Linked DNA regions of Homo sapiens: region 2 is linked to region 1. A link is a loop called in an ENCODE intact Hi-C map of the cell type or tissue named here. Cell type or tissue: endothelial cell of umbilical vein. All regions are shown on one strand. Links, peaks and the distances in the headings refer to the core of each region. The heading gives the core; the rest is flanking DNA.

Region 1 (8,000 bases), core at 3,589-6,088:
ACGGTCTAGTTATTGCAAGGGAGAAAGACTAGAAAGGAGAAGATATTGGCAACTAGCAATCAGCCAAGCAATAGCAACAAGAGATTCAATATTGTCAGGTGAGGTAGCCTGGTTGGAGAATGCATATGCCAATTACAAATCGATCATAAACAAATACTTATACGCATGCAGAAAATCCTAATCTATTCCACTTTGCCCAGTTTCTGTCCATGGACTAATAGTGGTGGTCTCTAAAGAGCACTCTATTAGGCAAGAATGAGGCATTGATTTTATAAAACAGAATCTTCAAAGGAGGGGGAAGCCAGGCCTGTGGGGAAAGAAAGCAGAAGTCTGGCAATAGGTCATGGGAAAGGAAGGAATCACTGTGGGGTTTGGACTTGGAGAGAAAAAGTAGCAGCAGGTCACAGGCCAACCTGTCATTAGCTTTAAGACACACACACGCGCACACACACACACACACACACACACACACACACACAGCCACTGCTTACCTCAGAATGGATTGGGTTAAAGGTTATTTTTTTCCCCTCTCAAGACTGGTTTCCTATCTTAAGTTTATGTTAATAATTTTACTGCTTCTTTACAGTCCTAAGTTTGCATATGGAGAGGTTAGGTCTCAAAACTTTCAATCTCATAGTCCAAGGTATGCCCTTAAAGTGTAATGTGGAAAGGGTTCTCTTTGGCTACACATGCATCAGTTTTCTATCAAAAGTTATTTTATAGCAGACTGCTATTGGGTAATTGAGATGCACTTTACTAAAAATATAACAGGTTTAAACTAGTGGATTTTATTAATACTTGTTTTTGTTTTTACAGTCCAATTACCTAGAACACTATGGTTTATTCAGAACAGGTATCTTTTGTTTTTATTTCAAAAAGTACATTGATTATTTTTATGAATGTTTAAAATTTAACAGCTTTCTATGCTTTTGCAGAGTGAAAATTTCAACAAATAATTTTTTATTTGCTGTGATTCTTTTGTAACCATAGATATTTTTTATTTAAGCGAGGCTATGTATATAGTTTAAGACTTTGAGAAAATCAGTAAACCTAATTTATTTCTTTGACAATATTAAAAGAGCTTAGTTTCTGGTATTAGAAATACCATCAAGACAGGGCTTTATTCATAAAATATTACAAGATGCTTAAAGCAGTGGCTTAAAAGAATAGATTTAACGAAGCACTATTTTCATTTTCTATAGGTCTGTAAAATATTATCCCCACAACATAGTGACATAAAACACAACTAATTATTTGCTCATGGTTCTGCATTTTGGACAGTATTTACCAGAATGGTGGTCTCTGCTCTCATGGCATTTAGTGGAGGCTTGGGCTGACAGGCCTAAGGTGGCCTTTCATTCTTCAGGGCCATTCCCCACATGGCCTCCTAGCATTTGTAGTCCCAAGCTCTTTACATGGAGAATGGATCCCAAGAGAGCAAAAGTAGAAAGTGCCAGGCCTCTTATAGGCTAGATCTGTTTAAAGGCTTGGCTCAGAGTGGGCACAGTACCACTTATATTGCATTATATGGGCCAAAGCAAGTCACAGTGCCAGACCAGATTCACAGCAAGGGAAAGTGGACTTCACAGTTTTTTGGGATGAATTGTTCACATTTATAAGGAGGGAAGGAACTGTTGGCTGCCATATTTGGAGACTCTAGCCCAACCTTTTAACAAATATTTTGAATAGAAGGAGAAACCTTCTTAATTATGAAGGTAGTTTTGATACATATCACCTATAAATATGCAGTAATTTTATATTCACTCCTAATCTTGTAATATGAGTTTGTTTCCTTGATTTGGAGCTATGACATTCCACGTTACTGATCTTTAGTCTGACAAAAAAGAGCTTGACTTCTCATTCAAGTCAATTTCCAAATGTTTACTGTTACACACTTGGCAATCAACTGAGTTATTTTTGAAAACATCCCCTTCACCAGTGTAGTGAAAAGAATATAGAGGCAAACAGATTTAGGTTCAAATACCAATCCTGCATCTTACTGACTGTGGACATTTGGGCAAGTTATTTTAAATGTTGGGGAGTAATTTTACTCATTTGTATAATGAAAATAATTATACCTACTTCATCAGGATGCTATGAAGATGAAATAAAATAATTATAGGACAGTCACTGGACACTATACTGGAGGGCTCATTTTTCACAGTTCTTTATTTTTACTTTATATAATGACAACAGTGCTCAGAAGTGGAAGTCATGTAGTAGTATTTTTGTTTGCCTTTATGGCTATTATGTGATTATATGACTTTTACAACAAAAAAATCTAATGAGATATTCTTCTTCTATTAGGTTTTAATAATTAAAATAGGCTGGGCGCAGTGGCTCATGCCTGTAATCCCAACATTTTGGGTGGCTGAGGCAGACAGATCACCTGAGGTCAGGAGTTTGAGGCCAGCCAGGCCAACCTGGTGAAACCCTGTCTCTACTAAAAATGCAAAAAAATCAGCTGGGCGTGATGGCACGTGCCCAGCTACTCTGGAGGCTGAGGGAGGAGAATCACTTGAATCCAGACAGTGGAGTTTGCAGTGAGCCAAGATATCACCACTGCACTCCAGCCTGGGCAACAGAGCGAGACTATATCTCAATTAAATAATAATAATTAAAATAATAGTAATAAGAATATGTTTTATGATTTCCTAGTTCAGAATATTCTATTATTGTATATTCAAATTGCACATTACTGATGTGTTTTGTGTCAAAGATATTTGTGGGTTACCTAGGAGAGGTATATGAAAATATTTTTATTATTAATTTTAATCTTGAGGTGTAGTACACCAATTTTTTTCTTGTCATAAAATAGCATGCAGCAAGTTGAACCTTGGCTTTTTCTGAAGTTAATTGGACAGAATTTGCAGACAGCTTGCAGGATTGTGTCCAAGTAGATTTTAAAATTTCAGAAAAATGCAAAATTATCATTAACAAAATTATTATCGCAGACAATTTCATCCAAGTAGATATAGAAATAGTTGTAAAATGCCAGTTTGCATCTGAGATGTATCACAATGACACTGTTTTCATAGTTGAATAAGAAATAAGACTATTCAACAAGTACTCATGTCACCATGAAAGAGAAAAATGCAGAGCTGAAGGTGGCATGACACATTTTCCCATTCACAGCTGAGTGGGCAGGTGACGCGTGTTAGGGAGAGAGCTGCTATCTGATATTCCACTGATGAAGCTTGTCAACTAAATTGTATTTGGAGTTTTCAAAATATCAGAGTGGATGAAGTCTTTGGCATATTTTAACATTTAACTAAGTCTTACACATGGCTCCAGAGGAGGATCTTCCTTCGCCAGTTAATACTAAATTACCAGTGCTTTGGCAGGAAGCAGAAAGTGCCATGTGGGTAGTGGATTCTGGAGAGTTAGCATTGAAATACTCACTGTACATTACATTTATAGAAAAGATTGAGAGGAAATTTCTTCCTAGCAGGCTTCGTGCAAGGTTTGGGCCCTTTCTAGAACGAACTGCAAGTCCCTTTAACAATATCCCTGTGATCTATGCATATAGGTGAGATCATCATATGTCTTAGAACAGGTTTGTTTTGTCCTTCAGAAATTATACCCCTTGTGATCAAGTCCAGCCTGCCTTTTGCCAAGCCAGAAGATATTTTTTAACTTTGGGAGGACACAACAGAAGAGAGATTTGTTTTCACTTTGGACATGACTGAGTAGTTGCAGGCTCTCAGTGGGGAATAGACTCTTCATAACATTAGCACAGTGATATACGGACACACAATTGCGGAAATGCAGATGCAGTGTTTTCATTTGATTTTTGGTATAGTGTTTCTTCTGAATAAATCAAGCATAATTATGAGCCACATGTGACTAAATCAGATAGAGTAATTCCAGGGAATTGGTTGATATATATCAAGAGCTTTAGGAGAGAAATGTTCGTGGTTTATGTTTATTATTTTTTGTTCATAGCAATCTCTGAAAGCAGCTGCTATGCAAGTCATTTGTCATTCTTTTCCACTAAGTGCCAGTTTGCCAAGTGAGCTTTCATGTAAGTGGCGGCGTTTATGCAAATGCTAATGCAGTTTTTAATCTTAGAAGCAAAGAACCTGAATATTTTGCTAACATACAATAACAATGATACTTAATATTAAATAGCAGCTTTTATCCAGGGATAGCTATATAATTTACAATTGAATTGGCGCAAATTATTTACATACATTGAGGGCATTGGGTTACCATATTTAGATCATAGTTTATCTGATGTATGAACACACTGAAAGGAAATGTGAAATTTGTATTCAGCATCTTCAAAGAGTAGAAAATGACTACCTCAGGCATCTAATAGCCAAAAAGTTTAGTCACACTCATACACACCATCTTGAAATTGCTTTTATTTACCACTCTCATCCTTGTTTCAAGTCTAGTTTTATACTTTATGAATCTGCAAATGATTGCCTTTATTGAAAGGTTTGTGTTATTCAAGATGACTTGTAAAGTTTACTCAATCTTCCCTAGCAAGGGAAACAGGAAATTCCAGAGAACACTAGACTCAGCAAACCTATAAAATCTGAGAAAGCAGACCATTATTTCTGGAGACATTTCACATAACACTTTGGGAAGCAATGACTAATTAGTTTTTGGTCTTAACAATAGCACTTTCAGGGGCTGTTTTCTTTCTTTTTTTTTCTTTTTATAGCTTTCATATTAGGAAAAGAAGAAAGTAGCTCTGAATGATGAAATATTGGCAATGTATGCACTTGCTTCTCTGTAGGAGCTCAACTCTTTGATCCTTCATACAATTAACTTCATTGCCTAGCTGGTATTAACCGGCTGGAGAGTAACAACCAATTGTTGCAGGCACAACAACACCCTAATATGCTTTGCCTTTAATGACTGACTGTTTCAAATTGAAAGCTCTGTTCTCTCTATTCCTAAATTCCTGTTGAAGTAAGTTAAGTCCTTAAATAAGTATAGGTACTCATTCACACCTACAGCCTTATCTTTTTTGTGGCACCTTACCCAGTCCCCAATTGCCAGAGAATACTTGGTCATTAGCAGGGGTAAGATGTATTCTGGGTTCTCTAGACGTAAACATTTGAATGTTAGGTCTCCTTGCTTGCTTTTATTTCTTTATTTTTTTTTTACCTCCTTACTTATTTAGTCATTCATTCATTTTAGAATTTGACTTCCATATGTCTAAACACAAGCAGCCTCCCTTGACTCCTCTTCCCTCTCCCAATCCACAATCAATCTATCTTTGAATCCTATCTGCTCCACCTCTACCATAATCCTGCTGATCCTGGCCTCCACCATGGCTCTTGGATTATTACAGTAACCTTCTCATTGATCTCCTTGGTTTTGTCCTTAATCCCCTTCCCCTCCACCTCTCATCGCCCACCCTGGACACAGTTTCTTTCTTCTTCTTTTTTTTTTTTTAAATATTTTCTTTTATTGTGGCAAGAACACTTAAGAGGGTGAGACCCACCCTCTTAACAGATTTTTAAATGTATAATACTGTATTGTTATCTGTAGGAATAATGTTGTACAGCAGCTCTTTTAGAAATTATTCACCGTGCATAACTGAAATTTTATACCCATTGATTAGCAACTCCCCATGCTCTCCCCTAGATCCTGGAATCACTATTCTGTTCTTTGCTTTTGTGAGTTTGACTGTTTTAGTTACCTCATGTAAGTGGAATCATGCAGTATGTGTCCTTCTGTGACTAGTTTATTTCACTTAGCATAATGTCCTCAAGTTCCATTCATTTTGTCGCATATGGCAGGACTTCCATTTTTTTAAGGCTGAATAATATTCCTTTTATATGTATACCACATTTTAAAAATGTACATTCATCTGTCAGTGTACATTTATATTTTCAATTTTTTTATAAATACTCTAAGTGGGATTGCTGGATTGTATGATAGTTTTAATTTTAACTTTTTGAGGAACCTCTACCGTTTTTCATAGCAGTTGCACCATTTTGTATTTCCACTAACAGTGTGCAACAAACTGAAAAGCTTCTACACAGCAAAGGAAATAATCAACAGAGTGAAAAGGCAACCTAGAAAAATGGAAGAAAATATTTGTAAACTAAGCTAAACATCTAATAAATGGTTAATTTCCAAAATTACAATGCAACAGTAAGAAAATTAATAATCTCATTTAAAAATGGGCTAAAGGTTTGCAGGGATATTTCTCCAAAGAAGACATACACATGACCAACAGGTATATGAAAAGATGCTCTATGTCACTAATCATCAGGGGAATGCAAGTTAAAACCACAGTGAAATATCACTTTATACCTGTTAGGATGGCTAACCTCAAAACAAACAAACAAAAACAAAAGAGAACTGTTGACAAGGATGTGGAGACATTGGAGCCCTGGTTTATCCTAAACCCAGCAGCCCCAGTGAGCTTTTAGAAGTCATACCATGTCTCTTCTCTGCTCAGAACCCTCCAGTAGCTTCCCATCTGCCTCAGAGTAAAAGCAAAAATGCTTTCCAGGGCCCACCAGAATCTGTGGCTCCCCTCACTCTGATTCATCTCCTACCACTCTTTCCTACCATGCTGGCCTTGCTGCACCATCCACATGCTGAGCACACACCACATTGGTGCCTTTGCATTTGCTGATCCCAGTGCTTAGAGAGTTCATCTCCAGATATCTGTGTAGCTCCTCGCCTCACGTCTTCAGATCTGTGCTCAATTGTCACCTTCTCAGAGAAGTTTTTCAGATCACCCTGTAGAAAATAGCAATCCTACCCACCTCCAACCTACGGCACCCTCCTTTTCCCCTTACCCTGCTTTCTCCACAGTCCTTATCACCAACTAGCAAGGCTTGTTGTTTTGTTACTTGCAATCGATCTCCCCCATTAGAACATACAGTTCACAGAGGCAGAGAATTTGTTTTGGAACTGCTGTATTCCTAGCGCCTAGACCAAATGTCTACCATGATATGAATTAGGAGTTCAACAAATCCCTACTTCATACTAGTTGAATGAAAAAATTAAATAATAAGTGAGTAGGAATTAATGCCTCTACTTTCTTCTCATGTTCTTTCTTTTATCTTACCCTCCCCACTGCCACCTTTCTACATTGTGCCAAGTTCTCATGTCTCAAGAATGTGGTGTTTTGTTCCTTGTTAGCTGTAAATGTAATACTCCTTCACCCATTTTTATAGAAAAGTTAACTTTCCCCTGGATGCTTGGGCTTCATCATTTAATGTCCTCAATTGCAGATGGCTATCCATAAGTTTGACTCTGTGTGTGTGTATTTGTGTGTGTGTGTGTCTGTGTGTGTGTGTGTGTATGTATTTTAAACTTGTCTTTACCTTTTAGTGTTTGCAGTAAAAACAAAGGAGATTATAGATTACGTGTTTTTGGTAAAATTTTTTCATGTTGTTGCAAGTCATTCAAGAATGAATGCAAAGCATAAAGTTTAAACTTGGAGAGGCAGAAATTCAAAATTTCTTTGAAACGAATCATCGAATTCCTATGCTATTTAGATACACTTCCATTGAGTAGAGAGCTGACAAAGAATACACATTTTTCTCAGTGGACTGAATTCTTCTTTAAATTAATTTGTCAGTATTTGATTGAAATACTAAAGCAATTCATTTCAGTTACATTCAACCAGCATTGCCTAAGGGACTACAATGTAAACTAATGTTAATAATTTATAAATACCACTTGGGTGTCAAGAACTCTTACAGGCATTTCATACATTAGGTATTTAATATTTGAAATTTATAATAGTTCTATAAGATAAAGAATATCATCCTTTTTTGATATTAGGACTTTGAGGCTTCCAAGAGGTTAGTTTGCCAAAATATACAAAGTACGCAAAGCCAGGAATGCCAAAGCTTGGAAATTGACCCAATTTGAATTTATAGCTTGAACTTGTTCTCCTAGACTAGTGTTTTTCAAACTGTGGACCACAACCTACAGTAATTGAATGATTTTTTTTGGCGATGGTGTCTTGCTCTATTGCCCAGGCTGGAGTGCATTAGCAAAATTATAGCTCACTA
Region 2 (8,000 bases), core at 2,742-5,241, 71 kb before region 1:
AAAGGTAATTGCCAGGGAGTCACCTCTGGAGGGCAGTGCAGTCTTATATTTGTTGCAGGAGCTCCAGGTACCTTTAAATTTTCCAGAAGTTCATTTCAAAGATTCTTGGCCTTGTGAGATGTGAGTCATTCCCCGTTTTAAATACTCAAAGGGAACGTAAAGGTGAAAACAAACTCTTTTTCGTTATGATGGTTAGCATGCTAGATTCAGGGAAAATGACGGGAAATAGGACTTACCATATAGAGTTAGTGAATCTCGGTGTGCAAATAAGGAGCTGGCTGATGTTTGTTTTTTTCCCCCCTTTTCCCCACTTTGGTTCAGATACTTGTGAACCTCCATTTCATGATCCTTGTTTTTGTCTCTGTCTTACTCTAAAATACAAATCTGTATCTTCTAAGAAAATCTTTTAACAGCCTCACCATATAGGGTGTTGCAGAAGGTCAGCTCGGCGGCCAGCAAAATATCTTCCAGTACCTTAACAAATCAGCAAAATATTTTGAGAAATGCTTTACTTTTATGAACAAATACCCTGCTAGTTATTGGATTTGTCATAGCATCTAAGGTTTCTCTCATAACCATACTGACCTTCATGTGCTATTGTATTACAAAACCAACTCTTTATGTAATCAAACCTAAGGAAGAATGCTTAATTAGCTATACATGACCCTGTGTTATGATACAGGCATACAAAAGTTATTTTCTTCAGCACTATCTAGCTATTGTACAAAGAAACTTCTTTATAAAGTAAGACATGGGATATTTGATGTCTCAGGAGTAAAGTAATATTGGGATTTTTTTTTTTCCTCTGCAAGCTGTTTGAGAGCTTTCAGCAGGGGGATACCGTATTTAAAGGTAGCCTAAGATCTCATAACTCCATGTGTCACAAAAACTGTGTAGGTTATGAAAGACTTTTCTCGTGAGCAAAACAACTGTGCTTTTTAGCTCTAAATCATGACATAGTCTTGTTATACCACAAAGAATTAAAGAATGTTAAGTAAATGACTTTCTTCCCTCCCTCTGTGCCTCTGAGGATAGTTATTAATGCCGATTCTTGCTGCTGAGTGATCCTGAAGCTACTGTGGCAACCTTTTTATTCCCTGAGTGCAAATGAATCCTCTATGAGGTAATTGAAGGAAATTGATGACATTATTTGCTGTATCTTGGGTATCAACAGCATATAAATGAAAAACACAGCAGAATGCCTGGCCTGTGTTACCACATTGACCTACACATTTGGATCTGAAAGATCTCGAGCTATTTTCTGCCTAAGCAGACTTTGCACCTTTGTGTTTTATAGTGAAGTAGCAGGTACACAACTTTTTAAAATCATGAACTCCTAGCATTGGATTACCACCACCTGGTGTAAGGGATAGGTTTTATAGAAACACAAAGAGCATGGACTTATTCTTTTCATTTTTGTTCTTCTTTGCCAATTTTAATGTTATCTTCACAATCTGAACAGTGTGACCTGTTTCACCTTCTTTTATTTTGAATGTTAGTGTATGCACATTCTAAGCCAAGGGTGGCTTTACCCTTTAAGTTAAATTAAACCATTTGGGACTTAGCAAATTCTGGGTTGTATGTTTTAAGGTGAAAAAAAAGCACTAAAAAGAAAATTTAAAAGAAATTTTATCATCATATAGGGTGTGGATGAATGATTCAAATAGAAAACCTATTTTAAATCAGCCCTACTGAATGAACTATACTAAAAGGACATTTATTTACCTAGTTAGGGAAAAAAGTCACTTTAAATATGGTCTCTAGTTACTTTTCTTCCCATTTATTACATTTGCCACTTCATTGTGACCTTACTATGACCTTGTAGTTTATGGGCTAAAGGTAACCATTATGCAATAATGAAAATATGCAGGCCAGTCTTTACCACCTTGAAAAAATTGGTTTCTTATATTTTGTTTAAATTAACACACTTTGCTATTTATAAAGCTCTGCTCTACGGTGCTTGAAAGAGGAGAGAAGAATTAATCGCAACTAATGTGCAGATTTAGGCTTTTAGAGACTGTGTTTAGTGGAGGTGAGTCAGCAGGCCTTGTTATATTAATTATAGTGGTTTGATTCTCTACTGGTTTTGATTCACAGAGATATGCGCTGTACGTAAGAATTAAAGCATCAATTGCTTAGGAGAAAAAGGAACTTAAAAATCAAACCATTAATACCTATCTTTGCTTTCTTCTTTTGTCTAATTTGTTTTATTTTAGTTATCCAGGCCCAGATTTCCTCCACTTTCCCTTTGCCTTGATCCCAAAACCTGACCTCTGTGAAAAAGGCAATTCATCAATTGGATGTGGTGAGGGAAATGCCCTTCAGAAGGATCTAAAACAGGCAATACAAAAAGCTTTAGACAGTCAACACATCGGGGCACGTAAGCTCTGATGTGACTTGTTATCTCTGAGACCAGTGTTTGCATTCTTCCTGGTTTGTTCCTTAGGCTTGGAAATGCACTGAAACCACAGCTGGTCTTGAAGAGCCATAGAGGATGTGATACAAGGAATGATAAATTAATAATTACAGATCCTCAATCTGCTTATTGTCAGTCATTTTTTCTACCACCAGTTACAAATCCAGTCTTTATTCTCAAACAGAAGTGATGATAATTATCCTTGGTAAAATAACTTTCACATAATGTTGATTGCAGACAGTCACCAAGGGCTATGCTCCAAGTACACTTCTCACCATTTTTATACATGAAATAAAAACTCTTATTATCTCCACTTGTCCATGAGGAAACCAATGTACAGAGAAATTAAGTACCCTTCTCAGGGTTACACAGAAATTCAAGAGCTGGATTTTTACCACAAAGGATGGTTTAGAGCCTCTGGTCTTAACCTTCCAAGAGTCTGGGTTCTTGGGAATCTTCATTTTCAACATAGGCTCTTTATACTACCAGAACTAGCATGTTCTTCAGATATTCAAAACGGAGACTTTTAATAAGTTCATTATTAAAGAAGTGAATAATTTAGGATTAAAAAAATTCTGTTAAAAATGGGTTGCTCATAATTAATGAAGGCAGATATTTAAACCATGAATCCTTTATAAAACCTTGGGATGTGAAAGCTTATTTTGAAATGGACTGTTGGACTGCATGCTAAAAGTATACCCAGAGTGAATTTTCAGAGACATTAGAGACAAATTTAACATCACCCTCAAATCTGTGGAAGGTTAAATATACAGAGTGTGAGACATTGAGAATTAGGCATTTACAGGTACTTTTCCCCAGAGTTTGGTTTGGTGAGGGATTTAACCCCCATTTCGTGACACTGATCAAGGCAGGACATTTTGAAGGAAAAGCACTACAAAAAGGAGGAATTGCCTTGTCATGTTATGAAGCATTTAATTCTAAACTTCTCTGTTTTAAAAACAAAAGAGGCCTATCTATAGATAAACAAAGTAGACTCGTGATTTCCAAGGGCTGGGGCAGGAATGGGTGGGTATTAGCCATAAACTGGCTAGAGGGATCTTACTGCAAGCGATTGAAATGTTCCAAAATTGGATTATAGTGATCATTGTACAATCTGGTTTAAATGAACTTTGAAATCATTGAATTGTACCCTTTAAATGACCAAATTTATGGTATCTAAATATACCTTAGTAAAGTCATTTTTAAAAATGCATGTAAAAAAACTAAAAAAGAAAAAAAGGAAGATCCAGAATTGGGTCTTCAGACAGAATCATTATTTGCATCAAATTCAGAATTTCCCGTACATGATATTAATTTACTTCTCTAATTTGAAGTATGACACTAAATGTAACACGTTAGGTCATACATTTGGCAAAGACAAATTCTTCCTGCCTGTACTTTTTCCTTTCAGTTTTTAATAGGTGGCGCCATTATTCTTTGTAGCCTCTAGAGGGCAGCACATAGGTTTTTTTTTTTTTTTTTTTTTTTTTTTAAAGACAACAAACTTGTAACTCCCAAGCATCAAGAATGCCCAGTTGTTTCAGATGAACTCTCCAATTTTAGTTCATCCTGACGACCTCACAGTGGAGGACCTTCCTATAGTGACTCCTGCGAATGAATCCTCCCTTCCTTCCTGTTAGTTGCTCCCTTTCACCTCTGGCTATTTAATGTCCTTGAAAGATCTTTCAGCTCTCTCTACAGGGGAACATAGGAGTAATTTCAGTTGAAACTTTCACAACCTTTTTCCTTTAGAGAGCTTGATTTTTAGGTAAAGACAATAGTCAGTTAATGAATAAAACCGGTATTTGCACATGGGGGAGGGTTGATGCCCAGGAGATTGTCATAAGAATTCCTGACACAAGTTCTTCAGATCGCATCGGAAGAATCCGGCTATGCCAAAAGATAAATGTAGAGTTCTCCTCAATGTATGAATAACTAGGGATGCAGGATTTAAAATCTATAAGAATTTTTAAAGTTGTAAGACATAAGCATCCTGGTGTGTTTTTTGATTGTTGTTCTTTTCATTTAATTATTTATTATTAGTTTATGTACAGTAGAAGCCAACAAATAAGGGTTGGAAAGGTAAATTAACTAGCATTAAGGTATATACTGAAAGTCATTTTAAGAAATGCCTTACCTCTTCTCATCCCCACGATTAATGGCATTTTCCCTATGATCATTGAATTTTAAAAATACCTGGAAATTTATACCATTCTAGGATCTTATAGAATCTTATAGGATTTATTGGAGTTGATTTTAGTGTAGGAGCCTGAAACAGTTTTAGGTCCCCCTCACTATGTCTTATTGTTACTTCGTTTCTGACATTCTTCCTATATATCCAATCTAATATATATGTGAAAAAGGGTAGACATCAATCAGTATTAAGAAACAATGAGAAATGCCTGAACAGACCTTTAAGCTGTGATTTAAAAAAATCGTATTTGGGTGATCCTAGCAGTTAAATTGACTTTTTCTTTCCTTCTGTCGTCTCTGTTCTCCTTTTTTTTCCTCAGTAAACTTTGATTGCTTGCTAATTGTGTGCTAGGCCTTGTTTGGTTGTTTATTGAGAGAAAGAAATAAAGGAGAAGGGAGAGAACACAAACACAATTTCTGCCCTTGTGGAATTATAGCCAGTATAGGAGACAGACAAAACAGTATATAAACAAAAAATAACAATACATAATTACAGATTGAAATCAATTCTAAGAAAAAAAAGGTCAGTAAGTATATATAACCTTTGGGGCCAACTTTAGGCTAGAGAGTTAGGAAAGAATTTCTGAGGAGGTGAACTTAGGTGGCCCTACCACATAAAGGATTGGGCAAAGGGTTATCCAGGCAGAGGAACAGAGTATGAGAAGGCCCTGAGTCAGGAAGGAGCATGGCTTGTTGCAGAAACTGAACTAGTGTCTCAGTGTTTCACTGTGAATCAAGAAGTAAGCTAGGATGTGGCTTGGGGAGGTAACTGGCCAGGACTGAAAGATCTTTGTGAGGAGCTTGGATTTGTTTCTAGGTTGAGTGATGCCTCCAGAGGGCAAAAGAAAAACAGCAACATTATCTGATTTTGCTTTTGATAGGATTATTCTGGTTTCTCTATGGAGATTGGATTGGAGAGGGGCTCATATGAATGTGGCAGAAGTTTAGAAGGTGTAGCTGGGTGTGGTGGTGGGCACCTGTAATCCCAGCTACTCGGGAGGCTGACGCAGGAGCATCACTTGAACCCCGGAGGCAGAGGTTGCAGTGAGCTGAGATGGTGCCATGCATTCCAGCCTGGGCAACAGAGAGATACTCCATCTCAAAAACAAAGCAAAACAAAACAACAACAAAGAAGTTTAGAAGGTGGTTGTGATCTAGACAAAAATGCTCTTGCAACTGAGTTTCACCTGCAATTTAGGAATGGGAAGTAATGTGTTGAGTCCACTGATGTTGGGAGCACAAACACTTATGTAGGAGGTAGAAGAAACAGTTTTTTTTCCTATAAAGTTATAAATAGCTTTTAGCTTATTAGGTGTGGCTATGTTGAGACAGTAGTTAATGATTAGTGGGATATTTAAAAGTGATTTTGGAAACATGAATATCTTGTGATTTTTATTTTATGCAAACTGGCATTGATTTTAAAAGCTGAGGCAATTTAAGCAACTTCGAATGAGTGTTTTCTCTCTGAGGGTTGGAATTTGGAAAAAATTGAAATATGGGAGCAGATGAGAACATGAAGAACTTGATAAGTATACCTACATATCCTTTGATATCATTGTTAGGAACTTATCTTTTAATCGAATGCATGGTGCCATAGGTTATTCCTTCTCTATATCACTTAGTACTTAAGAACACAAAACTAGACATTAGTAGAATTTACAGATACACATTTGATTCCTGGCTTTACCACTTACTCTAGCTATAACTTTAGACACCTGTCCCCTCACTGATATTTCTGAACTGGAAAATTGAGGTATAATAACCACGTTAGAAGAATGTGGTGAGGATTATGTGAAAAAATTTATGCAAAGTACCTGTCACATAGTCAGTAGTATTCAATTAATACCAGATTAGGTGATTTGCCATGATTTGCCCAAGGACAACAGCTAATAAATCGTAGGACTAATATTTCAACCCAGAAGGCCTTATGCTAAAACCTGCACTGTTCATCACTGCCCAGTACTTCTTTCTTAAATTGGGGCAGTGAGGCCGGGCACAGTGGCTCACGCCTGTAATCCCAGCACTTTGGGAGGCTGAGACAGGCAGATTACATGATGTCAGGAGTTCAATATCGGCCCAGACAACATGGCAAAACCCCATCTCTACTAGAAATACAAAAGGTAGCCGGGCGTGGTGGTGCACACCCAGCAACTTGGGAGGCTGAGGCAGGAGAATCACTTGAACCTGGGAGGCAGAGGTTGCAGTGAGCCAATATCGCACCATTGCACTCCAGCCCGGGCAACGGAGTGAGACTCTGTCTAAAATAAAATAAAATAAATTAAATAGTAAATTGTGGCAGTGAAGGGACAAGGAGGGAAGGATATTTGCTGTTGTCCCAAACTATCTTCTTACTTCTTTTCTTCCACTAACCTGCTTTTCCTCAACTCTCATTCACATTTTCTAAAACTTGAGAATGAAAAATTCAAAATTGCATAAAAGTAGAGCAAATAGTACAATGAACTTGCATGTAACTGTAGTCCCCAGCACCTGCTTTGTGTCTCCAGGGACCCAGCAAGGTTGCTTTGGTGATTTTTTTTGTTGAGATGGAATCTCATTCTGTCACCCAGGCTGGAGTGCAGTGGCACACTCTCAGCTCACTGTAACCTCTGCCTCATGAGTTCAAGCAATTCTCCTGCCTCAGCCTCCCGAGTAGCTGGGACCACAGGCACGCACCACCGTGCCCAGCTAACTTTTGTATTTTTAGTAGAGACAGGGTTTCACCATGTTGGGCAGGGTAGTCTTGAACTCCTGACCTCAGGTGATCCGCCCACCTCGGCCTCCCAAAGTGCTGAGAATACAGGTGTGAGCCACCGTGCCTGGCCACTTCGGTGATTTTCTAACCACACTGAAGGGCATTTTCTTAACCCTCATTTTCCTCTGCAGTTAGGGCTCCTGCTGACACCACCTTCTGCTCTGCCTTAGCATTGCCACAGGACACGGTTACCTCACCTTCCACCCTCCGATTCTCCTCTCTAAACCCCTCACTTCTTGCTCTTCTGCTCTTCTTGTTCTAGATTGTTTTCAGAAAGTTTTTATGGTTTCTTGGACTCAACTATAATTGTAATTAAGAGATTAATCTCCAGTCCTAACCTCTTATCCTATGTATATTCCTACATTTTCAATTACTTTTAAACATTTATGGCAAAACTCATATCTGCCACCAAGTGGATGGACTTCCTTTGTGCCATCATTTTTCTAGTTTACATAAGTGAAATGTTCAAGTTTTTCCTCTGTACTGTCGTACTCCTTCAGTCATTTAGACCCAATGTCCTTTGGTAATATTTTTCAGTATCTTCTCCTTATTTTATTTTCCTTTTTCTAGAAACATGCATCAACCTTATGACTTGTTATCCTCATTTTAATCTTTTCCCCTACACTTTCTGAACATCTC

The links. Hi-C counts contacts between places; a loop is a spot of excess contacts. Peaks named below come from ENCODE experiments on the same cell type or tissue, not always from the same donor. Only the 100,000 strongest peaks of a DNase experiment are listed, where the experiment ranks them.
Region 2: a loop joins it to region 1, with 8 times the contacts of the local background. A loop is called at or near these places in 4 of 110 quality-filtered maps.

What each region holds. Positions count from the first base shown.
Region 1 is chr7:18,422,302-18,430,301 of GRCh38, forward strand. It overlaps a transcript of HDAC9 not described here. Among named protein-coding and RNA genes, the nearest start is that of HDAC9, 69 kb to the right of the region's middle. In endothelial cell of umbilical vein, for the core only: no CTCF peak of the experiment used is centred there; a DNase peak (open chromatin) is centred at 4,540; H3K27ac peaks cover 1,865 bases.
Region 2 is chr7:18,352,478-18,360,477 of GRCh38, forward strand. It overlaps a transcript of HDAC9 not described here. Among named protein-coding and RNA genes, the nearest start is that of HDAC9, 140 kb to the right of the region's middle. RefSeq lists a silencer at 5,229-5,523. In endothelial cell of umbilical vein, for the core only: a CTCF peak has its summit at 3,849 (motif pointing right); a DNase peak (open chromatin) is centred at 3,894.